Regions from separate parts of the Homo sapiens genome. Here all the other regions are linked to region 2. Evidence: chromatin contacts called from ENCODE Hi-C data. All regions are on one chromosome and are shown on one strand. Each heading gives the region's core, a stretch centred on a gene start or an enhancer-like site at or near the end of the contact. The rest is flanking DNA. Distances are from core to core; before and after follow the strand shown.

Region 1 (4,374 bases), core at 781-3,280, 900 kb before region 2:
GGTTACCTGAGGCTGGGGCTGCACATTCACGTAGCCAGGGTCCATGAGTGACACAGCGAGGTAGAGCAGCAGGGAGCCCAGCACCAGGAGCAGGAAGGTGAGGGGCAGGAGCAGCTCCCCCTGCTCCTCCCATTGCCGCAGCTCTGGAGAGGCCGGAGAGCACAGTGAGGCTGGGCCGGGTAGAACAGGAGTGGGTGGGGTTGGGGTGCAGTTGGAGGTGGGGAAGTGTGTTCCTGGCTGAGCAAAGGCCTGGAGATGTTGGTTCCATGAGTGGCTGTGTGTGGCCAGCAGTTCATCTGCACTTTTATCTGGAGGGTCAGAGGGAACCATGGAAGGTTATAGAGCCAGATCTGTTTTGGAAAACCTCATTGCTAAAGAAATGGATCAGGGGAAGCCTGGGGGCAGAGAATCTGGCCAGGAGGAAGAAGAGAGTCGCTACAAAGGCCTGGCAGGAAGTGAGGGAGGAAGGAATGGACAGGGGGCTGCTGGGTCAAGGGAGCCAGACCTGACTGGATGTGGGAGAGAGGGAAGAGGGGTCCAGCGTCTCTGGCTCTGCAATGGTGAGAGACTGGTTAGGTCTGAAATGCCTGAGAGAGATACAGTGGGAAGGGTGCAGCTGGCAGGCTCAGATGCTGCAGAGGGGCATACGGAAGGGTCCAGCAGGCTTCAGCCCAGGGAGGTGACAGGATTTTGGGGAGGTAGGGTGCAGGGCAAGGAGTGAGGGGGCATGAGACCACCAGACAGCAGAGTGTAGACAAATCCTGTGTCCCTTGGTTGTAAGGGGGAGCAGAGAAGAAAGGGTGGGTTTTGAGGGGGGTTTTCTGATACGGAGACCTGAGCAAGTTTTTAGGCTAAAGGGTGAAGGTGGTGGAGGAGGTCTGTCTTGGGAGGAAAGCCAGAAGGGGCCCCAGTCCAGAAACTGAGGCTGGACCGCCATGGAAGGAGGGCTGGGGTCTGCTGTGGGGGACAGTGGGGGAGGCTGCCTGTGGCAGGTGAGGCGCTGGGTAGGGGGCTACTAAGAGGAATGAGGGAAATGGAGGTGGGTGGGTGGGTGAATCTGTGGGAAGATGGGAGACAGGCCGCACCCCATGGAGTGTTCTCTGGCCTGAGGGTTTGCCTGGACTTGGGCAGCTAGTGGCCATGGGGGTGTGGGGGGTGTGGGTGTGGGCAGAATGCCAATCTTTGCATCTAGTTGAGCCTCCTAATCGTATGGATAGGAAGATTTGGGGTCAGTTCCTGGGAAGGATCATGTGGGTCCCAGGATCAGGGGACATGGGGCTCAAGTCGGTCCTTGGATCTGGTGGGCACCGGCTGGGTCCTGGGATGGACAGGGCATTTGGCAATGATCAGGAAGATGCTGGGATTAATTAGGGATCAACGGGGTATCAGACAGAGAGCAGGTGGCTCTTGGAATGATAGATGGGGAGAGGGCTTCAGGAGCTGGTGGAGATCGGGCCAATCCCAGGATCTCCAGGGATTAGGCGGGAGACCCAGTGTGACCAGAACGTCTGGGGAAGTACGCGGGATCGGGTGGGTCCGGGGTCGCTCGGGGTCCGGCTCACCGGTATCGTGCAGGAAGAGCACCAGCGTGATTCCCCAGGTCAGCACGGTGTGCCCGGTCCGCACCAGGACCCCAGGGCTGAGGAGCGCCCAGGGCGCCATCGCCTCGGCCCGGGGCCCCACCCGGAAGAAGCGCCCAGAGGGGCGGGCCCTCCGAGGGAGGGGAACGCCGCCGCCCGGGGACTGGTGGATCTAGGCGTTGGGCGGGGCCGGACTGGGTCAGGGAGGCTGCCTATTGGATGGCATCTGCGGCCGAATGGACCCTCAAGCCAACAGGTGCCTGAAGAGGCTGAGGGTGGGGCCGGCGCGCGCGCAGCTGGTAACTCCCTCAACTCCAGCCCCACCCGCCAGGTAACTTTTGAAAGCGCCGGAGCGCGCGCGCACCTCCCCCGCGCTCCGCTGTGCCCTCCCCCGCGTTCCCCTGTGCCCGCCCTCGCAGCCTCGCGCATGCGCGTAGCTCCCTGGGCGCTTCGAAGATCCAGCGGCTTGCTGTGAGTCCGGGAGGCAAAATTGTACCCATTTCAAAGATGTGATGACTAAAGTCTCGAGAGGGCCAAGGCTCGCCCAAGGTTGCTCTGTGGTGACAGCTTTACCTCCTTGCTATGTATTCTCAGATATTGCAAACGGACGAGAGAAAAGTGGAGGTACGTGGTGCACATTCTGACTATGGGTGATCCAACTTAGGCGGGAGTCAGAAATCCCAGCACTGCCCCTTCCTACCTGTGTGACCCTGGGCGAGTTACTGAGCCCCTCTGAGCTGTTTTCTGTCTCTATAAGGGGGATTACAATAGTGTCTTCCTCCTAAGGTGTTTGGGAGGATTAAATAATGGAAGCGCCTTGTCTAGCACGGGACTGTCTTGCCTCTCCTGCTGTGAGCCACCACCTACAGGCGGACTTTCCTCACCGGAGGCTGCAGGCTGTCCTCCTTCCCTGTGTCCCCAGGGCCTTCTCCACTCAGCCCCGCCTTTCCACAGCACCTCCCACTGATACCAGCATCCTCCTCCGCCTCCCTCTGATTGGCCCCATCCCAGCTCCTCCAGGATACTCCTCTGACATCTGTTGTTTTTCTCAGCTCAACATCCTTTTTTTGGTTGGGGAATCGACTTCCCATCCCATGTGATTGGAGGGACTGCCCCTCACCCCATAGGATGGCGAGCGGCAGGCTGTGGGCTTTCGACTCTGCAGAACCAATCACAGGCCTTCCATGAGATTACTGTCTAGATGCTGAGAGGAAGGAGCATTCTTTTGGATCTCAAGCCTAAGGAATGGGATATAAGGCAACTGGGAGCCGTCTTTACGCTGGGCGGAGAGGGCTTACCCTGTCTGTGGCTGGAGAAAATGAGACCAACTTATAAAGACACATAGAGATGGATAAGCAGCACTAAAGGAGGGAGCAAGAGATGGTCTGAACAACATTGTCTGAGCCCTCTAGATCCGGCTGTCCCTGAAGCTGATACTGACTCTGCATCCCCTGGTTGCAAGAGTCAATGAATGCCCACCTTTTTTTTTTTTTTTTTTTTGAGACAGAGCCTCACTCTGTTGCCTAGGCTGGAGTGCAGTGGCGCGATCTGGGCTCACTGCAACCTCCACCTCCCAAGTTCAAGTGATTCTCCTGCCTCAGCCTCCCAAGTAGCTGGGGTTACAGGCACATGCCACCACGCCCAGCTAATTTTTGTATTTTTAGTAGAGACAGGGTTTCACTATGTTGTCCAGGCTGGTCTCGAATTCCTGACTTCAAGTGATCTGCCTAACTCAGCCTCTCAAAGTGCTGGGATTACAGGTGTGAGCCACCATGCCTGGCCCCAATTCCCACCTTTGACTAGCCTGAGTAGATGTTTGAGTTGGGTGTCTGTCATTTGCAGCTAAGTCTTGACTACTGCACTGGGTGCAGGATCTGATGTGCTCAGTGGGGACATCCAGCACATTATCCACTCAGCACATAATTCTGAAGCTTCCGTGGGTTAGGCACTGTGCTAGTATCAAACATCCCAACACTAGTTCAAATAGTAAGGCCAGATTTTAATTAACAATATACTACTGATAGGGCGGAGAGCCCAGTGTGAACCAACTGAAACTTCTGTTTGTGCAGAGGTGACTGATGTTTTTTGTGGTTTTGGTTTTCTGCTTTCTTGAGATGGGGTCTCGCTATGGCCTCAAACTCCTGACCTGAGGCAATCTTCCCCCTCAGCCTCCAGAGTAGCTGGGACTGCAGGCGTGCTCCACCATGTCTGGCTTAAAGGGAGAATGAGGGAGTGGAGGGAAACGGTGAGGGCTTCAGCAGAATAAGGGAAATGAAAAATTCCAAAGGGTTGGTCATGGTAAATGTGATTAGGCAGCTCCGCGTGCTCGCTGGCAATGGTGAAAGTTAGGACTCTGTTCTCCTGCAGAGACTGGGAGACAGAGGCTCTGTCCTTCCTGATATTACATTTCAATAGAATGGCCTTCAGGTCCTTGAAAAAGACACTTCTGAGTTGTAGGAGATACACACTCATCTCAAATGGACAGAGGAAGGATCACAATTGTAAGTTCCCATCCCACCACACTTTTTTTTTTTTTTTTGAGACGGAGTTTCGCTCTTGTTGCCCAGGCTGGAATGCAATGGCGGGCTCTCGGCTCACTGCAACCTCTGCCTCCCAGGTTCAAGCGATTCTCCTGCCTCAGCCTCCCAAGTAGCTGGGATTACAGGCACCCGCCACCATGCCCAGCGAATTTTGTATTTTTAGTAGAGATGGGGATTCTCCATGTTGGTCAGGCTGGGCTCAAACTCCCGACCTCAGATGACCCGCCCGCCTTGGCCTCCCAGAGTGCTGGGAT
Region 2 (4,520 bases), core at 1,220-3,719:
ACATACTTTCCTGGAGAGCTACAATATTGAGTGGGGGAGGGAGATATTTTTGTATTTATTTAAAGGGTATGTGTCTTTTTTAATGGCTGCGAAACACCAGATTAACTAGACGGTTTCTTTTTTTCTTTTCTTTTCTTTTTTTTTTTTTTGGAGACGGAGTCGCGATCTCAGCTCACTGCAAGCTCCGCATCCTGGGTTCACCCCATTCTCCTGCCTCAGCCTCCCGAGTAGCTGGGATTACAGGTGCCCACCACCACGCCCGGCTAATTTTTTTGTATTTTTAGTAGAGACGGGGTTTCACCGTGTTAGCCAGGATGGTCTCGATCTCCTGCCCTTGTGATCCACCTGCCTCGGCCTCCCAAAGTGCTGAGATTACAGGCGTGAGCCACTGCGCCTGGCCTAACTAGATGGTTTCTAAGGAGCCCTCCAGCCCTTGCACTCTGCAAATATTTATCAAGGAACTACTATGTGCTAGGCTTGGGAATTCAGAGATGCCAGAGGCTTTGAGGTCAGGGAGCCGGCCAGTCCTGGGAAGGCCTTGGAGCGTGGCTGTGGGGAAGGGGCTTGCTCTTCTGTTGACAGGAAATAAGACAGGGCTGGATTTTTAGGCATACAGAGAGCTTGGATCAGAGCTGCCCCCTGGCGGAGGATTCCGGACACCCCCACCGATTGAAATTGCCCAGGATCAATCCCTTTGCTTAAAGACACAGAAAATGAAGCTTGGGAGAGGGGCTCAGACCAGGGGTAGCAGTTGTGACCTAGAATAGTCTAGAGGGTATGCCAAATAAGATGCACATACACACATCCTGCGGACTCAATGCAGAAGGGGCTTTTTAGCATCCCCTTTCTACCGTAGCTTTCAACACATTTAGAGCAAACACACTTTAAGCACCTTCTGTGTGCGTCGCCCAGAGGAAGGAACACCAGGATAGTATTATTATTATTTTATTTTTGAGACAGAGTTTCGTTCTTGTCACCCAGGCTGGAAAGCAATGGCGCGATCTAGGCTCATTGCAACTTCTGCCTCCTAGGTTCAGGCTATTCTCCTGCCTCAGCCTCAGAGTAGCTGGGACTACAGGCATGCACCACCATCCCTGGCTAATTTTGTATTTTTAGTAGAGACGGGGTTTTGCCATGTTGGCCAGGCTGGTCTCAAATTCCTGACCTCAGGTGATCCGCCTGCCTTGGCCTCCCAAAATGCTGGGATTAGAGTCGTGCACCACCGTGCCCTGCCAACACAAGGATATTATTAATAGTATAGGAAAAATGAACTTAAGATGGATATTGTCATTATAACAGCTTCCATTTCCTGAGAACCCACTGCAGGTGCTGAGCTGAAGGTCTGACGTGCAATGTCCCACAAGTTTAACCCTCTCAGAGCATCAGAAGTTGAGTAATTATTACGTTGCTCAACTTCCTCTTCTGACAGGAGACTGAAGCTCGGAAATGTTAACAGGCTCTACCCACCTGCAAGCTCCCGTTTCCATCACCGCTGCCTCGGAGATAGCTCCAGAATTTCTTTGCATGGGAGGAGCCTAGGGAAGGGCCACGCTTTTGGAATGGAAACGTCATGGGCTTGTTTTGCTCATTTCAGTGGGAATCCCATGGCACTGCCGAGAGTATTTCTTTTTATTTTATTTATTTTGGGGGGTCGGTATTATTTTAAGATGCTAATGGAGATGGGTGGATTTGAGGACCAATGGCTTTTTTTTCCCTTTTTACTCAAAGCCCGCACAACACACTCGTTTTTAGAAGTCCAGCCTGCAGCCTCCAAACGAACTGTTGTACGTGCTGGGGACGGGGAGAGGGCGACGCTGCGGCTCTTTTCCGTTCGGGAGGTCCTTCTAGATTCCCAAAAGTCAATTTAGTCAAGTTTTGAGCTGTAACCTGTGTTGGGCGCGGTGGCTCACGCATGTAATCCCAGCAGTCTGGAAGGCCGAGGTGGAAGCCTCGCTTGAGGCCAGGAGTTCAAGATCAGCCTGAGCAACAGGGTGAGACCCCGTCTCTAATTTTTTTTTTTTAAAGAAGTCAAATTAGGCCAGGTGCGGTGGCTCACGCCTATAATCCCAACACTTCGGAAGGCAGAGGCGGGCGGATCACTTGAAGTCAGGAGTTCGAGACCAGCCTGGCCAACATGGTGAAAACCCGTCTCTACTAAAAATACAAAAATTAGCTGGGTGTGGTAGCTCACGCCTGTAGTCCCAGGTACTCTGGAGGCTGACGCAGGAGAATCGCTGGAACCTGGGAGGCAGAGGTTGCGGTGAGCCGAGATCGCGCCACTGCACTCCAGCCTGCTTGACAGAGCAAGATTCTATCTCAAAAAAAAAAAAAAAAAAATTTAAATTATTTTTCAAAAGAAGTTAAGTTAAATCCGGAGCCCGCGCGGGGGAGGGGCGAGCTGAGCGAGGGGGTGGAGCCAGCCATGGGCCCGCCCCTAAACGCCCGGAAGTGACGTTGGCGGACAAAGGCAGCGCGCGCCGCGAGCTGTCGCGTCTGGTCGTGGTCTGGCGGAGCTGCGGTTGGCTTGTGGCGTCTCCGCCGCCGCCGCCCTCCCTTCCTCTTCCCCATCTTCTTCTCTCGGTCCCGGGAGCCCCCGCCCGGAGTGAGTAGCGCGAGGCGGTGCGAAGGGTAGGCAGCCGCTGGGAGAGGGGAGGCTGCGACCCCTAACTGTTTCGGCGCCCTGAGGTCCCGGGTCCCCGGCTCGTCACGTGACCCGGCGCGTGCGCGCGGGCCGGCACAGGCCTCACGTGCGCGTCCCCAAGAGGTCTACGGGCCGGACCTGGGCAGGGACTACGGAGCAGTCCATGGGTCGGGGTACAGGAGGAAAGTCAAGGCACTCAAAGCCCAGGCAGGGCACTCCCCCACCCCGGTCCCCAGACCGCAGCAAATCCCTTTCTCTGAGCCTGTTTCCCTTCCGAGAAACAGGGATATGGAGAGCGCCCACTTGGAGGATGGATGGGAGGAATCGGTAAAATCGGTAAAATGCCCAGTTCAGAGCCTGGCACAGTTAAGTGCCCGCTGCACAGAAGTTGCTGTCGTATTTAACCTTGGGTGCCACCCGAGCGCCAGCCCGACACAGGTGCAGCTCAAAAAAGACAGCCCGAGAGCCCTTGCGGCCAAGGTCAGCCTGTCTGCAGGGAGGCTGCCATATCGAAAAGCCCAGACTTTGCTGCGCACCAACTGTGTGATCTCTCCCTCTGGACTTTGGTTTCTCCTCTGTACTATAAGTGATTGCCACAACTGGTGTCAGAGGCCCTGACAGCGGGGAGGGACAGTGTAACCGGTGGTTGTGGTGTGTAGAATGATTGCCCAGTGAGATGGGATGAGCCTCTGGGAGGAACCAGGGCTGGTATAAGGAGCCTGGATTCCCTCCTTAATTCTGTTCTCGGCTTCCTGTTTGTATGTTTAAAGACACGTCACTTCCTTTAGTGTGCTGGTTTTTCTCTATGTAAACTGAGGACTGTGCGGGGGTTGGAAGGATGCATGGAGCGTTTTGGTGGAGGCCGGAAGCCCTAGGATCACAAGGATGGCATCTAAAAAATCTCGGTGGGGGTTCTGTGCTTATAGGCAGAGGAAGCTCACTCCCCACTCTGGCTGATTTGCAGAGCTGTTTGAGTCTGCTGGCTTGGCCGCCCAGCATACCAGTAACAGTCCCCTAGGTGTGTCCAATACAGCTTCTGTGGCATTCTAAGGCAGTTTTCCCATTTGATCCTCATAGTGGGCAGAGTTGACAAGAATCTCATTTGACAGAGATTTCTAAGCTCAAGAGAGAATATGTGCCCGGCACTGTGCAAAGCACTTTAAGCTTTTCATATGCACTTTTAATCACAGCCTTTCTGTAAAGTCGGTATTACTGTTCCATTTTATAGGTGAACTGAGGAATGGTGAGGTTTAATGTCTTGTCTGTGCTTACACAGCAGGTGTGCAGAGCCAAGATTCAGATCTGGTTCATCTGGCTCCATCAGAGCCTTTGTTAGTTTTTAAATGTATCCCCTGTTTTGTCTTCTTCCCTCCCTTTCTCACTTCCTTCTTTTTCTTAGAGCACTCTGCCGTTTGCATGTGGCCTGCTGCTGTCCACAAAGATCCAGGGAGGATGGACTCTGTCCACTAGGCTGCTAGAGGGTGGAGGTAACTTTTAGGCAGGCTTTTCCGTAGAGACTTACGTGAGGAGGATGAGATGACTGCAAAAGTCTGCCGGTGACAGTTTCAGCACTGTTTTCTTCCATGGGTCGTGGGAGAAGAGATGCAGTACCTTGGGTCTGAACACCTTGGCGGGGAGGAGGAGGCAGCAGCCAGGTGACTGTGAAGGATGTAGGATCACATTTACTGGCTGAGCAGCCATTTACCAGGCATGAGGGGTTTGTCTTCCTCTCTGAGCTAGCCTAGAGTGCACACAAAGCCCGTGTGCTCCTGGCCCCCTCCCAGGCCCTTCAGCCACATACGGCATCTGTGCTCTGGAGCAGAGTGTAGCAGGACCACCTGCTGTTGGCTGACTGACCTTGCTGTTCCCTCAGACTCTT
Region 3 (4,001 bases), core at 1,502-4,001, 940 kb before region 2:
GTCAGGCTTTGAGGATGGAAGCAGCCAGCCCTTGGCATAGTGTTCTCAGACAGACTCAGCCCAGGAGCGGGTCGTGAAATCAATTTGGTGGGGTGTGACCTGCATTTTAAATAGGAAATTAGAATCACATCACCCTTGGTAAGGGTAAGTTTTGGTTTGTGTGTGCTAGGTCATGATGTCAAAAGTACTTCTGACTGTTGGTCACATTAAAAAAACTGAGGCAGGGTGCGATGGCTAACTCTTGTAATCCCAGAGCTCTGGAAGGCTGAGGCTGAAGGATGGTTTGAGCTCAGGAGTTTGAGACCAGCCTGGGCAACATGGTGATACCTCCTCTCTACAAAAGATAAAAACAAAATTAGCCAGGCAAGGTGGCAGTGGTGCTTGCCTGTGGTCCCAGCTACTCAGAAGGCTGAGGTGTAAGAATCCCCAGAGCCCAGGAGGTCAAGGCTGCAGTGAGCCATGGTTCTGGGCGACAGAGAGAGACCCTGTCTCATAATAATAACAACAATAAAAATAGAAAAACTGTTTTAAGGTAAGGGCTTTGTCAATTGCTACTTGGTTTAGAATCTTGGTTCTGTCACTTGCAACAAAGTTTAGTTTATGCTAGGCACAGTGGGTGGCTCATGCCTGTAGTCCCAGCACTTTGGGAGGCCGAGGTGGGCAGATCACCTGAGGTCGGGAGTTCGAGACCAGCCTGGCCAACATGGTGAAACCCCGTCTCTACTAAAAAATACAAAAATTAGCTTGGCATGGTAGTGGGCGCCTGTAATCCCAGATACTCGGGAGGCTAAGACACTCACCGTGCACTGTCTTGAACATGAAAGATGCTGCTTGAGCTTTAAGAGCTGATAGTGGGCCGAGCTCAGTGGCTCATGCCTGTAATCTCAGCACTTTGGGAGGCAGAGGCAGGTGGATCACCTGAGGTCAGGAGTTTGAGACCAGTCTGGCCAACATGGTGAAAACCTGTCTCTACCAAAAAATACAAAAATTAGCAGGGCGTGGTGACTCACATCTGTAATCCTAGCAACTCAGGATGCTGAGGCAGGAGAATCACTTGAACCCGGGAGGCGGAGGTTGCAGTGAGCTGAGATGGCACCACTGCACTCCAGCCTGGAAGACAGAATGAGACTTGGTCCCCTCCCCCACCAAAAAAAAAAAAAAAAAAAAAGAGCCAATGGTAAAGTGTGAGTTCTGGAAGGCAGAATTCCAACCCCAAGTTCTGGTTAAAAATGTCCAAAGAGAGATTTCAGGTATTTTTTTGTTTTTGTTTTAGAGATAGGGTCTTGCTCTGTCACTCAGGCTTCAGTGCAGTGGCTGCATTGGGGCTCATTGAAGCCTGGAATTCCTGGGCCCAAGCGATCCTCCTGCCTTGGCCTCCCAAAGTGTTGGGATAACAGGAGTGAGCTATTGCATGGCCAGGATTTGAAATTGGCCAGCGTATCACTAAAATCAACAAATGGTACTGGCCGGGCGCAGTGGCTCCCGCCTGTAATCCCAGCACTTTGGGAGGACGAGGTGAGTGGATCACCCCAGGTCAGTAGACCAGCCTGGCCAAGGTGGTGAAACTCCATCTCTACTAAAAATACAAAAATTAGCCGGGCATGGTGGCACGTGCCTGTAGCCCCAGCTACTCGGGAGGCCGAGGCAGGAGAATTGCTTGAACCCGAGAGGCAGAGCTTGCAGTGAGCCAAGATTGCGCCACTGCACTCCAGCCTGGGGGACAGAGCAAGACTCCCGTCTCAAAACAAACAAACAAATGCTACTAATCAGGGTTTTTCTGGCTTTTTATGGTTCATGTCTTGGGGTGCTGGAGGGACAGAATGTGGGGCATCCGCATTACTTGAAAAGTATTATTTAAACAAAATGCTTTGGCCCTCCTTAGTGGTTCAGAACTTTGCCTCTCAAGTAGAACTTGTTGGCCCCTTTCATCTCTATGAACAGAACACCGCCTATCGCTTGGGGCTGTTGTGAGGCCTCGGTGAGATAACCGTGCCATGCGCTGCTGAAACTGGCACTTAACGCTCAGTATGATTCTTGCGGGCGCTGGGCACCGCGGACTAATGTGGTACCTCCCTGCCTTCACAGGACTTCGAGTTTAATGTGGCTTCAGTGTCGTAACCTTTATCATTTCATAACAGAAACGGGTTCAGAGAGGAAGGGTGACTTGCTCAAGGGTACAAGCTTGCTGGGCAGGGCTTGGACTAAAACCCAGGAATGGCCCTGCGCGCGGATTACACAGCCTGGGGCTTCGCACACGAGCCCGAGTTTGAGTCCGATCGGCAGTTCCCCATCTGGCATCCAGAATGGGGTGCCCCCTGCTTTCTCCACGAAGTGGAAGGCGCCGAGAGGCCGGGCGGAATTCGGGGCCCCCATACGAGGCCGGGCCTGCACTTTCGGGGTGGTGGGCGCCCCGCTCCCGGTGCCCCGCGGAGCAGGGAAGCCGCTCGCTCACCACGTGACGCGCCGGCCGGGGGCACCCGCGCCTCCGTGCGACGCCCCGCCCACCGGCCTGCCGCGCGCCAGTGTCCTGGGTCGGGCCGGAGAGGGGAGAGCGGGGGAGGGGACGCGGCGCGGGGGGCGGCCGTGCGTCGCCGCGCGCCTTCCTCCCACCTCTCGCCGGGCCCTGTGTCTCCGCGCCGCGACTCCGCCCCCTCATCCCGCCGCCCAGGCCAATGGCGCCGCGGCGCGAGCCTCCCCGGCCGGAGGCGGAGCATCCGCGCGGGGCCTGGCGCGCCTGCGCCCTGCGCCCGCCCCTCGCCGTAGGAGGAGGTGGAGGAGGAGGCGGCTCGGGAGAGCGAGCAGCGAGCTGGCTGGATCGCCGAGCGCGAGTGAGGGAGCCGAGCCGCCCGCCGCCGCCGCCTCCGCCTCCCCTCCGCGAACAGGAGCCCGGGCCGGGGCCCGGCACGCCGCCCCAGCCCGTCCCTCGGCGTCAGGCCGCGAGGGTAGCGCGCGCGAGCGAGCGAGGGGGAGGGAGAGCGAGCGAGCGCCGGGAGGAGGCGGCCGGACCGAGCGGGCGCCCGCGCGTGTGGCGTGAGGGGAAGCCGCTTGCCCGCCCCCTTCGCCTTCCCTTCTCTCCCCCTCCCCGCTCCCCCCCCGACCGCGGAGCAGCACCATGTCGGCGCCGGCGGCCAAAGTCAGTAAAAAGGAGCTCAACTCCAACCACGACGGGGCCGACGAGACCTCAGGTGAGAGCAGCGAGCCCGGGGGCCGGCCCGCGCCGCCATCTTCGCCGCCCGCCCCGGCCCGCAGGCCGCCGGCGGGGCCCGGGGCGCGCGCGGGGGGCGCCGGGCGGGGGGGCGCGGCGCGGCCGGGCGGGGGCCCGCGGACTCGGCGCCCTTTTTTGTGCGCGGCTGGGCTGGGGGCCTGGGTGGCCCGCGCCGCGGCGGCCGCGCTGCGAGGCGGGGGCGCTGCGGCCTGCTCGGCGCGGGCGGAGGAGACCCCCCCTTCCTCTCCCCCCTCCCTCGCTCTCCTCCCCCTCCCTCCCTCCCGAGAAGCCTCTCTTTATTGTGCTCCGCCATGATGCCTCGCTCCCATCAGCCGCCGCCGCCGCCACATGGTGCGGCCGGACGCGGCCCCGCGCCCGACCTCCCGCGCGGTTCCGCTTCGCGCCCGGCCCGCGGCGGCGCCCCCGGCACCCCCGCCCAGAGGCTGGCCCCGGCGGGGCTTCTGCCTGGAGCTCGGGTGGGGTGGGGGCGCGGGGAACACGCGGGCGGCCGCGCGCTGGGCCTTGGCCGGCCGGGAGGATGCTCTGGCCAGCCCGGGCGCACTCCCCACGTGGGGCGGCCGCCCCGTCGCGCCAGCGTGCGGAGAAACCTGGCGCCGCGACCAGTGTATCGGGGGTCTTGGAAATGGCTAAGAAAGCTGGCCTCTGCCTAGGAGGCTCTCGGCAGGGGGGCTGCCAATCCGGGATGGTTACCGGAAATGAACCGCGCGATCTGGCCCTTTCACACCCACTTAGCTTTGTAGGGGGTTTGTAGTCTTTACAGGACAAAAGGGCACCT

The links. A loop is a pair of places that touch in the nucleus more often than their neighbours do. Pooled maps may share reads with other maps.
Region 1: a pooled map shows a loop between it and region 2 (8-fold over the local background). The contact joins the promoter of ZDHHC12-DT here to the promoter of NTMT1 in region 2. A Hi-C loop is called at or near these places in 6 of 50 pooled maps.
Region 3: a map of heart right ventricle shows a loop between it and region 2 (32-fold over the local background). The contact joins the promoter of SET here to the promoter of NTMT1 in region 2. A Hi-C loop is called at or near these places in 1 of 168 maps with a recorded cell type or tissue (heart right ventricle), 2 of 37 single-sample maps with no recorded cell type and 5 of 50 pooled maps.

The regions. Positions count from the first base shown.
Region 1 is chr9:128,722,432-128,726,805 of GRCh38, forward strand. ZDHHC12-DT (ZDHHC12 divergent transcript) reads left to right here and starts at 2,031. Exons shown (of 2, transcript NR_046240.1): 1 at 2,031-2,204. It overlaps ZDHHC12 (zDHHC palmitoyltransferase 12), which reads right to left and starts at 1,696. Exons shown (of 5, transcript NM_032799.5): 1 at 1,563-1,696; 2 at 7-143. The coding sequence starts at 1,662. RefSeq lists a silencer at 1,585-2,064.
Region 2 is chr9:129,623,694-129,628,213 of GRCh38, forward strand. It overlaps NTMT1 (N-terminal Xaa-Pro-Lys N-methyltransferase 1), which reads left to right and starts at 2,470. Exons shown (of 4, transcript NM_014064.4): 1 at 2,470-2,602. RefSeq lists enhancers at 391-530, 541-590, 2,443-2,981 and a silencer at 2,595-2,834.
Region 3 is chr9:128,686,471-128,690,471 of GRCh38, forward strand. SET (SET nuclear proto-oncogene) reads left to right here and starts at 2,752. Exons shown (of 8, transcript NM_003011.4): 1 at 2,752-3,185. The coding sequence starts at 3,113. RefSeq lists an enhancer at 1,049-1,925 and silencers at 2,212-3,121, 3,502-3,621.